2 separate regions of the Homo sapiens genome follow, and region 2 is linked to region 1. A link is a loop called in an ENCODE intact Hi-C map of the cell type or tissue named here. Cell type or tissue: IMR-90. All regions are shown on one strand. Links, peaks and the distances in the headings refer to the core of each region. The heading gives the core; the rest is flanking DNA. Region 1 overlaps PLPP3 (phospholipid phosphatase 3). Region 2 has its middle 59 kb from the start of MIR4422.

The links. Hi-C counts contacts between places; a loop is a spot of excess contacts. Peaks named below come from ENCODE experiments on the same cell type or tissue, not always from the same donor. Only the 100,000 strongest peaks of a DNase experiment are listed, where the experiment ranks them.
Region 2: a loop joins it to region 1, with 3 times the contacts of the local background. A loop is called at or near these places in 2 of 110 quality-filtered maps.

Annotation. Positions count from the first base shown.
Region 1 is chr1:56,483,668-56,496,075 of GRCh38, forward strand. PLPP3 (phospholipid phosphatase 3) reads right to left here. Exons shown (of 6, transcript NM_003713.5): 6 at 11,094-12,408. LOC124904185 (a long non-coding RNA gene) reads right to left here and starts at 668. Exons shown (of 2, transcript XR_007066106.1): 1 at 1-668. RefSeq lists enhancers at 6,730-7,229, 10,410-11,068. In IMR-90, for the core only: no CTCF peak of the experiment used is centred there; no DNase peak of the experiment used is centred there.
Region 2 is chr1:55,283,814-55,286,313 of GRCh38, forward strand. No RefSeq gene overlaps it. Among named protein-coding and RNA genes, the nearest start is that of MIR4422, 59 kb to the left of the region's middle. In IMR-90, for the core only: a CTCF peak has its summit at 1,154 (motif pointing right); a DNase peak (open chromatin) is centred at 1,178; H3K27ac peaks cover 628 bases.

The sequences.
Region 1 (12,408 bases), core at 9,795-12,294:
GGGAACCATTGTCCACCAAGGCTGTCCATTTGTGTCAAAACTCATTCCACCCTGTCCTCCCAACACCCTGAACCCAAGAGCAGTGTGGTGTTCACATAGATACAAATAATTCTGGACCCCCCACCTCCATAGCAGTCACCTTCCATAGCAAGAGTTTCTGAATGAAAGCTGCTTGGACCACATATTCCATGGTTTGGCCACTAAAGTGGCAATTATCCTTTATTTCCCTTCTCCACTTTCACCACAAACATTGCATGCAGCATCTCCACAAATGCCACCTAATAGTTTGTGTCACCCACTCAGGAGAAGGAGAGTGAACATATGCATACACATGTATACTTAGACACACACACACAGACACACAAAGTTGTGTGGATATCCAATCATAATATATTTACAAGTACGTATACATATTTGCACATATAATAACATAACACACACATACACTTCTGCATATAAACGAAAGGGGAGACTCTTTAGTCATCTATTCAATCAAAAAGTATTTAACAAGAACCTACTCTGTGCCAGCTACTATGTTCTAGCCTAAGGAAAAAATGAAGGATAAGACACTGTCATTGACCAGAGATAAAGCCTCACACTTACAGCCATCTGATCAACAAAGTTGACAAAAATAAACAATGGAGAAAGGACTCCTTATTCAATAAATGGTGCTGGGATAGCTGGTTAGCCATATCTAGAAGATTGAAACTGGACCCCTACCTTTCACCATACTCAAGATGCATTAAAGATTTAAATGTAAGAACCCAAACTATAAGAATTGTGGAAGAAAATCTAGGAAGCACCTTCTGGACACTGGCCTTGGGAAAGAATTGATGACTAAGTCTTCAAAAGCAATTGTAACAAAAACAAAAATTGACAAGTGGTACCTAATTAAACTATAGAATTGCTGCACAACAAAAAGAAATGATCAACATAGTAAACAGACAATCCACAGAACAGGAGAAAATATTCACCAATTATGCATCTGAGAAAGGCCTAATATCCAGAATCTATAAGGAACTTAAACAACTCAACAAACAAACAAACAAACAAAAACCCCATTAAAAAATGGACAAAAGACATAAACAGACACTTCTCAAAAGAAGACACACAAGTGACCAACAAACATATGAGAAAATGTTCAACATCACTAATCATCAGAGAAATGTAAGTCAAAACCACAGTGAGATAACCATCTCATACCAGTCAGAATGGCTATTATTAAAAAGTAAAAAAAAAAAAAAAAACAGATGTTGGCAATGCTGTGGAGAAAAGGGAGCACTTTTATACACTGTGGGTAGGAATGTAAATTAGTTCAGCCACTGTGGAAAGCAGTCTGGAGGTTTTTCAAAGAACTTAAAACAGAACTACTATTCAACCCAGCAATCCCAATACTGAGTATATATCCAAAAGAAAACAAATCTTTCTACCAAAAAGACACATGTGTTCACATGTTCATTGCAGCACTATTCACAATAGCAAAGACATGGAATGAACCCAGGTGCCCATCAATGGTGAACTGGATAAAGAAAATGTGATACATATACACCATGGAATAGTATGCAGCCATTAAAAAAATGGAATCATGTTCTTTGCAGCAACGTGTCTGCAGCTGGAGGTCATTACCCTAAGTTACTAATGCAGGAACAGAAAACTAAATACCAGATCTTCTCACTTAAATGTGGGAGCTAAACATTGAGTACTCATGAGCATAAGGATGGCAACAATAGACATTGAGGACAACCAGAGCAGGCAGGGACAGAAGAGGGCAAGATTTGAAAAACAAACTATTGGGTACTCTGCTCATACCTGAGCAATGGGATAATTTGTACCCCAAACCTTAGCATCATGCAATATACCCAGGTAGCAAACCTTCACAGGTACCCCCTGAATTTAAAATAAAAGTTAGGAGGGCAGGCATGATGGCTCATTCCTGTAATCACAGAACTTTGGGAGGCTGAGGTGGGCGGATCACGAGGTCAGGAGTTCAAGACCAGCCTGGCCAACATGGTGAAACCCCCGTCTCTACTAAAAATACAAAAATTAGCTGGGCAAGGTGGCACGTGCCTGTAATCCCAGCTACTCAGGAGGCTGAGGCAGGAGAATTGCTTAAACCCGGGAGGCAGAGGTTGCAGTGAGCCGAGATCGCGCCGCTGCACTCCAACCTGGGCAACGGAGCAAGACTCCAAAACTCCGTCTCAAAATAAATAAATAAGTAAAAGTCGGGGGAAAAAAAAGACTTCGTCATTGCCCTCAAAGAGTTCACAGTCAATAGATGAGATAGATAGATAGATAGATAGATAGATAGATAGATAGATAGTCAATTACAGAGCAAGAAAGAAGTAGAAGGCCGGCAAAGCCATTCAATCTAACCTCAGGGCTCAGTTTTCCTGGTGAAGGTGGAGGTGGATCTGATCCTTGAAGAGGACTAGGAAGAAGTAAATACATATGCCAAAGCAAAGTGGTATGAGTTTGGGAAAACTGCAAGTAGTTCAGAATGGCTGGATTTTAGGGGACAAAAGGAAAGGAGGATGTGTTGAAAGAAATAGTGGTAGAGAGATAGGCAAGTTCTAAATCATGAAGGGAATCTCATGCTGAAATTCCAAATCTTTTTTTTTTGAGACAGTCTTGCCATGTTGTCCAGGATGGAGTACCATGGCACAATCTCCACTCACTGCAACCACCACCTCCGGGGTTCAAGCGATTCTCCTGCCTCAGCCTCCTGAGTAGCTGGGATTACAGGCATGTGCCACATATGGCTAATTTTTGTACTTTTAGTACAAACGGGGTTTCTCCATGTTGGCCAGGCTGGTCTTGAACTCCTAACCTCAGGTGATCCTTCCGCCTCTGCCTCCCAAAGCGTTGGGATCATAGGCATGAGCCACAGCGCCTGGCCTGAAATTCCAAACCTAATAACATGGCAGACTTAGCTAATCCAGAACTACCTTCTCCAGAAAGAAAAAAAAATACATAAAAAAAACAACTTTCTCTTCCCATTAATATATGACCAGATCCAAAGAAGCTTCATAAATCAGAAAGAAAAGAGGAGTATAAAACCAAAGTAAGGCCGAGTGCAGTGATTCATGCCTTGGGGGCTGATCACTTGAGGCTAAGAGTTCCAGACCAGCCTGGCCAACATGGTAAAACCCCCTCTCTGCTAAAAATACAAAAATTAGCCAGGCATGGTGGAACGTGCCTGTAATCCCAGCTACTCAGGAGGCTGAGGCATGAGAATCCATGAACCTGGTAGGTGGAGGTTGCAATGAGCCCAGGTCACACCACTGCACTCCAGCCTGGGCTACAGAGCAAGACTCTTTCTCAAAACAAAAACAGCAACAAAAACCTAAGTAATACCTTCAGGCTGAAGTTGAAGTTAGAGAAGTAGAGGCCAAATCATTCAGTGTTATGTATCTATCTAAGCAGTATGAACTATTTTTTGTAAGTTTTCTGTAAAGAGTTTTGAAAGAGAATGGCGTGATTAGATTTGCCTAGCCCAGGGCCAAAGAAACCCCTGTGTCTCCTTCCTGACAGAAGCAAACACAAAACTGCTTTCTAGAGATCAGGCCATATGAGACTCGCAGAGAAAACACAAGCCCTGCTATAGATAAGCTCACAATAAAAAATTATAAACCATACAAGTGCATCCTATTTAGTGTCGAAAATGAAAATTAAAACCCAAAAAGATTTTTCTTATTCATCCTTATCAGACTGGTAATATTTAAAAGTATAACAATAACTGTGTCATACTTTCAAACAGTTGAGAATGGAAGTCCATTGTCAATCTCAGATGCTGCTGCTAAAAGTATAAATTTGATATAACTGTTTTGAAGAGCACTTTGGCAATATTTATTAAAGTCGAGATGTATATACTTTACCATGCAGTGATTTCATTGCTAAATCCATTGAGACTAAAACTCTCCCTTACTTGGATAAGGAGAAAACTTAAGGTTTCTGTTACTTCATTGTTTGTAACAGTGAAAAACTGGAAACAACCTAAATGTCCATCAATATTATAATGAACAAGTTATGGTTTATTCATATATAATGACACCACAGAGTGGCTAAAATGAACCACACCAGGTCTGTGTGCCATCACATATACAGTGCAAAATACAACATGGAATGATCAGAATATATAGTCAAAATACATACTACTTTAATAATATTTACATGTATATGCATTTAAAACTCACAACTGGTTCTTTATATGGCACGTGGATGCATACATATTTTGGATCAAGTAAGAAAACCTAAATTTAAAAGACACATACCAAAATTCAGGATAATGGTTACCTTGGGGAGGGACTGTGTGGAATGGAGTAAATGGGCTTAAATGTTATCTCCATGTTTTATTTCCTAACAACAACATTTGATCCAGAAAAATAGGGCCCAATGCTAATTTGTTATAGCTGAGTGCTAGGCACAGGGGTCTCATGTTATTCTCTGTATTATAGTATATTTTCAAAATAAAACAAAATTTAAGAATAAGAATAAATTCCATGCTAAGCATTTTATTCCCTAAGCAAGTGAGTGACATAGTTTAGATTTGTGCTTTGGAAAGCTCCCCCAACCTCTGAGTGGAAGAGGTCTTAGCAGACGATAAATGGAGGCAGGAAGACCCCGTAAGAAGGCTGTTTGCAATAGGCTAAGAAAGAGTTAATGAGGTCTGGCACAGGTTAGTGGTCAGGGATGGATTTGAAAGCTATTTAAGCGGTAATATTGCCAATATACTACCAGTCTCCTTTTTCTTTTGGTGTTTAAAAATTTTGTTTGTACAAGTTTCCCTCATTTCTCCTTTTCAATGAACTATGACCTACAAATAGACAAGTGCATAAATCATAAGTATGCAGCTTAACACATTTTCACACAGTGACCACCACCCAGATCAAGTCTTCTCCCAGTCAATGTATAGCCCCAAAGGTAACCACAAATCAGAGTTCTATCACCATAGATTAGTTTTGCCTGTTTTAAACTTTATAAAAATGAGCCCATATAGTATGTATTGTTTTGTGCCTGGTTTCATTCATTCAATATTCTTTTTGTGCAATTCACTCATATTGTTGTATGTCTAAGAGTTTGTTGGTTTTTATTGCTAAATAGTATTTCTTCAAGTGAATATTTAATTCCATTATTTAATTGGTGCTCAGTTGTGAATGGGGACTTGGGTTTCTTCCAGTTTGGGACAGTATTGTCATGAGCACTCATGTACATGTCTTGTTGTGCACACATATTTCCTTCTGTTGGATATGTATTTTAGGAGTGAAATTTCTGGAGAATAGCGTATGTGTATTATTGGCTTTAGTAAATACTGGAAAGGTTTTCCGAAGTGATAGTACAAGTGTACATGCCCAGCAGCAGTGAATGAGAGTTCCAGTTGTTTCACATCCACACCAACACTTGGTACCACTCGCTGTTTTTTGTTTTCTGTTTTTTGACTTTAGACAAGAATATCATAGATATGCAATGATATTTCATTGTAATTTTAATTTGCATTTTCCCATGACTAAAAAGTTGAGCATGCTTTTATATGTTTATCTCCCACTTGTATATCCTGTTATGAAGTTTTAAAAATAGGTTGTCTCTCTTGTTCTTATTATTTACACAGTTTGAGAATCAAAAGAATACCACCAAAGCCTCCCTGATACTAATATTTATCTCTGATAATTCACTCATTTGTTGTTTTCTTTTAGAAGACTTAGAGAGGCTGAGGTGGGTGGATCACCTGAGGTCACGAGTTCGAGACCAGCCTGGCCAACATGGTGAAATCCTGTCTCTATTAAAATACAAAAAATTAGCTGGGCGTGGTGGCACGTGCCTGTAATCTCAGCTACTAGGGAGGCTGAGGCAGGAGAATTGCTTGAACCTGGGAGGTGGAAGTGGCAGTGAGATGAGATTGCACCACTGTACTCCAGCCTGGGTGACAGAGCAAGAATCTGTCTCAAAAAAATAAAAAAGCAGGAGGCCTGGATCAGCAGCACCCCACTCTACTGGTGCCAATTTACTGTATTAGCCCATTTTCATGCTGCTGATAAAGACCTATCTGAGACGGGACAATTTATAAAAGAAAGAGGTTTATGGGACTTACAGTTCCACATGTCTGGGGAGGCCTCACAATCATGGCGAAAGGTGAAAGGAACATCTCACATGGCAGCAGACAAGAGAACAGGGCTTGTACAGGGAAACTCCCCTTTTTAAAACCATCTGATCTCGTGAGACGTATTCACTACCACGAGAACAGTGCAGGAAAGACCCGCCCCTATAATTCAATCACTTCCCACCGGCTTCCTCCCACAACACGTGGGAATTCAAGATGAGATTTGGGTGGGGACACAGCCAAACCATATCAGAGGGGTTTATGCAAAAACAAACAAACAAACTTGACATTTCTTGTCAGAGTCAGATGTTCTAGAAGGGATGCTTACACAGGGTCACAGGGTAGGGAGCAGATCCAGGTCTTTCTTTTCTTTTCTTTTTTTTTTATTTTGAGACAGTATCTTGTTCTGTTGTCCAGGCTGGAGTGCAGTGGTGCGATTTCGGCTCACTGCAAGCTCCGCCTCCTAGGTTCACGCCATTCTCCTACCTCAGCCTCCCCAGTAGCTGGGACTACAGGCGCCCGCCATCATGCCTGGCTAATTTTTTGTATTTTTAGTAGAGACGAGGTTTCACCGTGTTAGCCAGGATGGTCTCGATCTCCTGACCTCGTGATCCGCCCGCCTGGGCCTCCCAAAGTGCTGGGATTACAGGCATGAGCCATTGTGCCCGGCCAGGTCCAGGTCTTTCTGATTCCTTCCATGTCACAGCACTTCATAAAGGCCCCTCCTCCCCATCACACTACTGGGATTATTTACTCATTATTTACTAGACCTACATTCTAGGCTCTCGGCTCCTGAAAGGCCGGGCTCTTTTCATTCATTTTGTTGGGTCAGTGCCCTAACCAGACTTTAGCTCTAGGTGGGTCTCAGGGAAGCCCTCCTCAATAGCAGGTCCTCCTGCTGAGAGCTCTCATAGCTCCTCCTGCATTCTTTCTTCAGAACACTCATCCCATTTCTTAGTTACATATTTGTAATTTGACTGTTTGTATTCGTCTTTAGACTATAAGCTCCTCGAAGCTGGCATCCCATTTTATCTACTGTTTTACTTCTGGTGTTTACCAGTGCCTGGTACACAGGAAGTGATTAATAAATATTAGTCAATGGATAATTGAAGTCATTTAGATCAGAATCCCAGATCTATCCCATATTAGATGTGTGAACTGAAACAAGATTCTTAACAGCTTCAGTTTCTCACTCAGTAAAATGAGACTATTCATAGCTACATTTTTTATTCTGTATTTTTTTATTGATATATCATAGTTGTACAAACATTTGGAGTACATGTGATACTTTGATACATGTGTGTGATATACAATGATCAAATCAGGGTAATGGGGATATCCATCATCTAAAACATTTATCTTTTCTTTATGTTGGGAACATTGCAATTCTTCTCTTCTAGTTATTTTGAAATACACAATAAATTATTGTTAACTACAATTTCTCTAATATACTATCCAATATTAGAACTTACTCCTTCTATCAATTGTATTTTTTTACCTATCAACCAACTTCTCTTCATTTCCCCCCAATCCTATCTACTTTAACAGTGGTTTTTGAAGATTTAAATGAAGCAGACTGCATGAAAGTACCTGCGTCAGGATTTTGCACATAAACAGTTCTTTGGAAATACTTTGGAATCAACGAATGAATGTACGAATTTATTCTAACTGGCAGGAATCTTATGCAGATTTCTAGCTGTTAAAGTTTTTGTTTTTTTCCATCTCTACCTCAGAGGAAATTTAAGTCCTCATTAATTCCTAAGGACAGGGTCAATGTTTTGCAATTCTCTATGTCCCTGCAGCCTGTTTAATTGGATGGTTACCAAGAATCATGTGACTTTTTGACCCGGGTGATGATTAATTGGTTCAAAATTGCCGGGAACTATTCAGTGCCAGGCAGACATGCAGGATTTGCAGAGGATAAGACTTGCTTCTGCCCCTGAGAATCTGACAGTCTTGATACAGATCTTTATGCATGCAATTTTGGTACATTAAGCTAAGAGGTTACCGATGTCTGCACCCAGCATGCTCCGAGCCAAGCCCCGGAGGAGTGTGGCTTGGGGGAAGCACACCTGAACAGAGTCTGCAGGTTTAATGAGCAAAGAGTGGGGGTATTTCTCAAACCTTATTGTGCATGTAGATCACCTGGGGATCCTACCCAAAGGAAGATTCTGATTCTGTAGGTTGGGGTGGGGCAGGGGTTCTCCTAGGTCTATATTTCTACCAAGCTCCCCAGGGATACAAATGTTGTTAGTCCGTGAACCCCATTTAAAGAAGCAAGTCAAGGCTCACAGACTGCCATGAGCAAAGAGGTATAAAAACAGATCTTGTAAATCTCATCTTTAACGAGCAATAACCCAAGGCTCAGAGAGGTTAAGAAACGTGTCCAAAGTCACATCACATAGCCAGGAAGTGTCAGAGCCAAGACTGCAACCTGGGTCTGAGTCCCCAGGTCCTTGTTTCCTTCTCCACATCATGCTGCTCCTCACAATACCACGCAGCTCCATTGTTTCCTTAAGTCCGCATGAAACGGGGCTACTTCTCAAGTTTGGTTTGTCAAGTACTGTTGGAAGATAAAATGGAAAGACTGGGGTACTCGGATCAGGAGGCTTGGGCTCTGGTCTCACCAGTCCCTCCACTCCCTGGGTGCCTTCCCTCTCCTACCCCCACCAACAAGAGTTGTTCTGCCCCTCTGGACACTGGTTCTTCAGATTTGAAGTGAAAATTTGGCCTCTGGCCTTAAGGATCTTACTAGCTACATTTTGGGGCTCAAACGGACATCACCACTTATATAAAAATGCTGTGAAATTGCTGAGCTATTCCAGGGGCTGGAGGGGACTGCATTGTCCAGCAGCAAAGAGCAGGCTGACCTTGGTGGCAAGAAACCAGACATGAGCCACTTGGGTCTATTTCCAGGCCTTGAAGCCAAATGGAGCATCCCTGGCTGGATTTTTCTTTCCTTTTTTTTTTTTAGACAGAGTCTCACTCCACTGCCCAGGCTGGAGTGCAGTGGTGCAATCTCGGCTCAGTGCAACCTCTGCCTCCTGGGTTCAAGTGATTCTCCTGCCTCAGCCTCCAGAGTAGCTGGGATTACAGGAGTGTGCCACCACACCCAGCTAATCTTTTGTATTTTTAGTAGATGAGATTTCACCACGTTGGCCAGGCTGGTCTTGAACTCCTGACCTCAAGTGATCTGCCTGCCTCGGCCTCCCAAAGTGCTGGGATTACAGGCATGAGTGAGCCATCATGCCTGGTCCCTGCTGGATTTTGAAGTTGCTGGGGACTGATGACTTCTTTTTTCCGTCTATTTCTCTCTCTCTCTCCTTTTTTTTTTTTTTTTGAGACAGTGTCACTCTGTCGCCCAGGCTGGAGTGCAGTGGCGGGATCTCGGCTAACTGCAAGCTCCCCCTCCCGGGTTCACGCCATTCTCCTGCCTCAGCCTCCCAAGTAGCTGGGACTATAGGCGCCCACCACCACGCCCGGCTAATTTTTTTGTATTTTTAGTAGAGATGGGGTTTCACCATGTTAGCCAGGATGATCTCAATCTCCTGAACTCGTGGTCCGCCTGCCTCGGCCTCCCAAAGTGCTGGGATTACAGGAGTGAAACATCACGCCTGGCTTCTCTCCCTTTTTAAATAGGAATGTCTATAACTGTTATTCTATGCCTGTTTCACCAGTGAATTTAGGGAGCAGATAACTTGTTTCTTAATTTTCACAGGTTCATAGAGAGCAATGTATTCCAGGGTGGATTAAACATGGAGCCTCCTTTTTACCTAATTTGAATGGGTTAGTTTAGATGATGAGATTTGGGGTGTTTAAGTTGTTAAGATTTAGGATTTTGACTTGATACTGCCATATCCTAGGTCTTTAGGGGATGTGGGGATAGGGTGATCTGTTTTGCATTTGGGATGGATGTGAATCTTTTGAGGGCCAGAGGGTGAACTCTGGTACTCTGAATAATGGTTCCCGAAATATGGCCATGTCTTAGATCCCTGGCATCTGTGAATATATGTTCCATGGCAAAGAGGAATTAAGGCAGCAGATTGAATTAAGTTTGCCAGTGAACTGACTTTAATATAGGTGATTATCCTAGATTATGAGCAGGTCTGTGTAATCAGCAAGGAGGGCCTTTACATGTGAAAGGGGTGGCAGAAGAGGAGAACCAAAGAGATGGCAGGGTGAGGACTCTACCCAATGTTGCTTCCTCCATGTGAACATGAAGAGGGCCACAAGCCAGGGAAAGTGGGTGGCCTCTAAAAACAGAAAAGGCAAGGAAACAGCTTCTTGCCTAGAGCCTCCAAGATTGTAAGACAATACATCTATGCTGTTTTACGTTTGTGGTAATTTGTTATAGCCGCTATAGCAAATTAATATAAGACCTATCCTACAATTTAATGCTCTAGGATCTTAGACTAATCATTTCATCTTTGCATTCTTTAGTATTCTTTCTTTCTCAAAATAACTGCTGTGAAGATCAGACAGAACAAATAGGCAGAAATCCCTGGCACACAGGTGCTCAATAAATGTGAATTTCTAGCTTCCCCTTTTCTTCCAGGTTGGAGAAACACAAGGAAGGGAAGCAGGAGCCACAGGCCATTCTCAGCCTTCCTTTGATGTGGGCTGTGTACAGGATTCCCTCAGTAAGCTCCCCCAGCATACCTTATCTAGAGTGAGGGCTGCTTATCTGCCCTCGGGGTTCCTACAGCTCCTACCTCTCTGATGGAAAAATCCTCTTTAGAATACAAAAGCTCTTTAGAAGAGCCTGAGATGAGGGTAGAGCCAGGGCCTCATTCTGCAAACAGGCTTTCAGAGATGAAAGAGCAGGGCAGACATCGGTATCTACCCTATGACCACCACATTTCCCACTGAAAAAAATCAGGAGTTGGTGCGCTGAGATGAGGCAAGCCCACTCAAAGAGGCCAGCCCGCGATGCTTCCTTCTCCTACCCACACACCTGAGACAAACATCTCTCAAACACTCCAGGCTTGCAAGTCCTTAATTAGTTGTGTTACGAGCTTTTATTTAAAAAGCACATTTAATACAAGTATAGTTTCGCAGATACAAGTTTTCACTTTGTATGCTACAAAAGTCTTTGAATATTATTCTCTTTACAAAATGGAACCTTACAAAAATACTGACAATTTAATGTTTTTATACAGTTTTCTCTAGTTGCAGTTATTTCATTATAAAACAATGTCTACCACAGAACTATGATATTTTAGTTGATATTTAAAAAAATTAACTCAATGCTTTTTTAAGCAGCTAATGTAAATAACACAGGTCGAGACACAGTTTATAATCATAGTGGATATAGCTAAATTGTTTCAGAAATAATATCTTACATAGTTAACTTTTAATGTTTTATACATTATTTATATAATATTTATATATAAAAATCATAGCTTGCTATAAGTTGAAATGAAAGGACGGATTCTGTAGTAAGGATGTGCATGTGGTTGATCCATATGGTTACATTTAACCCTTTGAAAGGTCTGCATCCAAGATCTAAACGCATTTCTTCCTTCCTCCTTTCCTCAAAGGTTCAGTAGAAGGGGTCCCTGTCTATCACCTAGAGTGGGACCTTGCATGGAAGGACACTTACGGATAGAGGATGAGGGAAACTCTCTACCGAGATTTAACCCATATGTTCTGCCCAGCAGAACCTACCAAGAACTGCCCTAGGGCTCAACCCCAAGACAATAGTGCTTTACACAGCAAGAGCAACTCCTACAAAGACCCTCAGCTCTGTCATCCTGAAGGGTAACCTCTCATGCATGAGACTGCCTGCTTCTCTGGCTCCTTCTGATTTGCAACAGCTAAAAGGTTGGTTCGATTTTCATTCTGCCCCCTTCACCCTCCCATCTGTTGTACAGAAGGCTGCTTTCCGTCAGCTGGTGGCAGACCATGCCTTGCTCATTCCTGGGCCCTCACAGGAAATCCTGGTGGGCACGCAGCAAGGATTTCAAGGGAGAAGGCAGTAACCGAAGTCGAACTGTTTCTAAGAGTATGCAAGTGCCCGGTGATTGACGTGCACAACATCAGCATCCTGCAATTGACATTTCAACATCACAGGATGATGCGTCAAAAGAAGAAAAGTGAGGGCCTGTGCCCTCGATTTCTTCTGAAATTGTGCTGTTTGTGAAATTCACTCGTCCACAAAGAGTCTGCTAATCACTAATGTGAGGAACTATGGTTGTTGGCCTATGGGCAGGGGAGGTGATAAGGCCTTAGAACTGGGAATCTAGATTCGGGATCTGATCACTTGACTGAGCAAACTTGCTCTTTCCTTTTATTTAAAACACAAAACAAAACTT
Region 2 (2,500 bases), core at 1-2,500, 1.2 Mb before region 1:
CATCTCTGGCTCATCAGTTGGCCCCTAACGCTTGCCGTGTGCTTATTTTGTATCAGATACCACGTTAAGTGCCTTACGTGAGTCACCTCATTTAACTCTCTTAGTAGCCCTATAAGGCAGGAACTATTATTATTCTAATTTTACAAATGAGGAATCTGTCACGGAGAGGTTAAGTAATTTGCCTTATGTCCCATAGTTGTTAGTTGTGGCCAATGTCTTTTCCAGCTCTTATAGTCTACCTAGATTGGAAGCTCTCTTTGAGGAGGAGCCTTATCATATTTATTTTTGAGTCCCCAAGGCCTAGAAGGCTTTCAGACTGTGTTTACTGCTTTGCTGAAGTCAGTGGTTTTAACTGTAAATCAAAGGTCCAAAACATAGAATCACTTGGTGAGCTTAGAAAGTGGCTCACGCAGACCAGGTGCAGTGGCTCATGCCTGTATTCCCAGCACTTTGGGAGGCCGAGGCAGTTGGATCACCTGAGGTCAGGAGTTCAAGACCAGCCTGGCCAACATGGTGAAACCCCATCTCTACTAAAAATACAAAATTAGCTGGGCGTGGTGGCAGGTGCCTGTAATCCCAGCTACTTGGGAGGTTGAGGCAGGAGAATCACTTGAACCTGGGAGGTGGAGGTTACAGTGAGCTGAGACCATGCCATTGCATGCCAACCTGGGTAACAAGAGTGAAACTCCATCTCAAAAAAAAAAAAAAAATGCAGTTCGCACGCCTGGGCTAGTCTCAGATCAGTTGTATCCCACGCTTTGTGTGTCTAATGGAGAACCATGGAGCTAAATATTCTGATTATTATTATTATTTTTTGAGACAGAACTTTGCTTTGTTGCCCAGGCTGGAGTGCAGTGGTGCAATCATAGCTCACTGCAGCCTCAAACTCTTGTGCTCAAGAGATCCTCCCACCTCAACCTCCCAAGTAGCTGGGACTACAGGCATGCACCATCATTTCCAGCTAATTTTTTGTTTTTAATTTTTAGAGACGGAGTCTTGCTATGTTGCCCAGGCTGGTCTCAAGCTCCTGGCCTCAAATGATCCTCCAACCTTGGCCTCCCAAAGGAGTGTTACAAGCGTGAACACCTGGACAATATTCTGATCCTTTACCAACTGCTAGCCCTTCTCCCCTCTTTCTGCTTCTTGGCACTGGGGGGTGCTGTTGGATAGTTTAAAAAGTAGTATTTCTTCCACTCCTGGTTTTTTTTTTTTTTTTTTTTTAAATTTGTCTTGTGTATTTCGTCTCAAAAACTTGGTGGAGAGTTGATGAAATGGACAACAGCCTGAACTAGCCTTCCTGTGGCTCTCTTCAGAATGTTAACCATTGGCGTTTAGGCAGGCAGATATAGAAAGTTTCTGGTGACTCTGCAGTTTAATTCCTTTTTCAGCCTTCCTCCAGGAGCAGTTTATCTTTGTTCAGGAGGACGATGTTTATAAGGAATTATGTGAGGTGTGGCAGGCTAAATAATGAACCTCCAAAGATGTTCATGTCCTAACCCCCACAAACCTGTGAATCTGTCACCTCACTTTGCAGGAGGGACCTTGCAGATGTGATTAAGGTAAGGATCTTGAGATAGGAAGATTATCCTGGTGGACCCTATGTAATCACAAGGGTGCTTAAATACTGGAAGGGGAAGGCAGAAGGTTAGGGTAAGAGAAGGAGAGTTGAGAATAAACGGAAGAGTCAGAGTCAGAGAGTTGTGAAAATGCCCCACTGCTGGCTTTGAAGATGGAAGAAGGGGCTGCCAGTCATGGAATTAAGGCAGCCTGTAGAGCTGGAAGTGGGTTTTCCTCTAGAACTTCCAAAAGGAAGGAGGCTCTGCTGATGCCTCAATTTTAGCCCAGTGAAACCCATTTTGGACTTCTGACCTACAGAATAGTAATATAGTAAATTCGCATTGTTTTAAGAGACTATGTGGTAATTTTAATTTTCATCTTTACAAAGATCCCCAAAATTACAAGAATAAAATTGTTACCCTCGATTTAACAAATGAGGAAAGAAAGACCTAGATTTTGAGTTACTTTCTCGGTGGCACTGAAAACTCAAGGCAGGGTGGTGACAAGGCCCCAGGTTTCCTGATTTCTGCTTTGTTCTCTTCACTAGGGCATAGAGGGCAACATGTCATAACAGGCAGAACTCCTTGGAAGTTGTCTAGCTCAGGGATGGTAAACAGGTTTTATTTGCTTCATGTGCCAACTCTGGACTATTGGTGGCACTGTACTGTGTCCTGCTTACCGGAAAAGGGTGCTGTGATTGATTAGCAATGTCTGCATGGGCTTTGGATGGGTAAGTCTCCCATGGCAACATGTGTGTCATGCATTTGCTGTACCTCAACTAATCCAACCCTCTCATTTAACCAACTAAGAATGGAATCCCAGAGAGGGGAATTGACTTATTCAAAATTATACAATGAACTAGAGACAGAGCTGGGATAATGGTTTTTCTCACTTACTGTCCAGCTCCCAGGGTCACCAATCAGATTTAAAGATTCCAACTTCC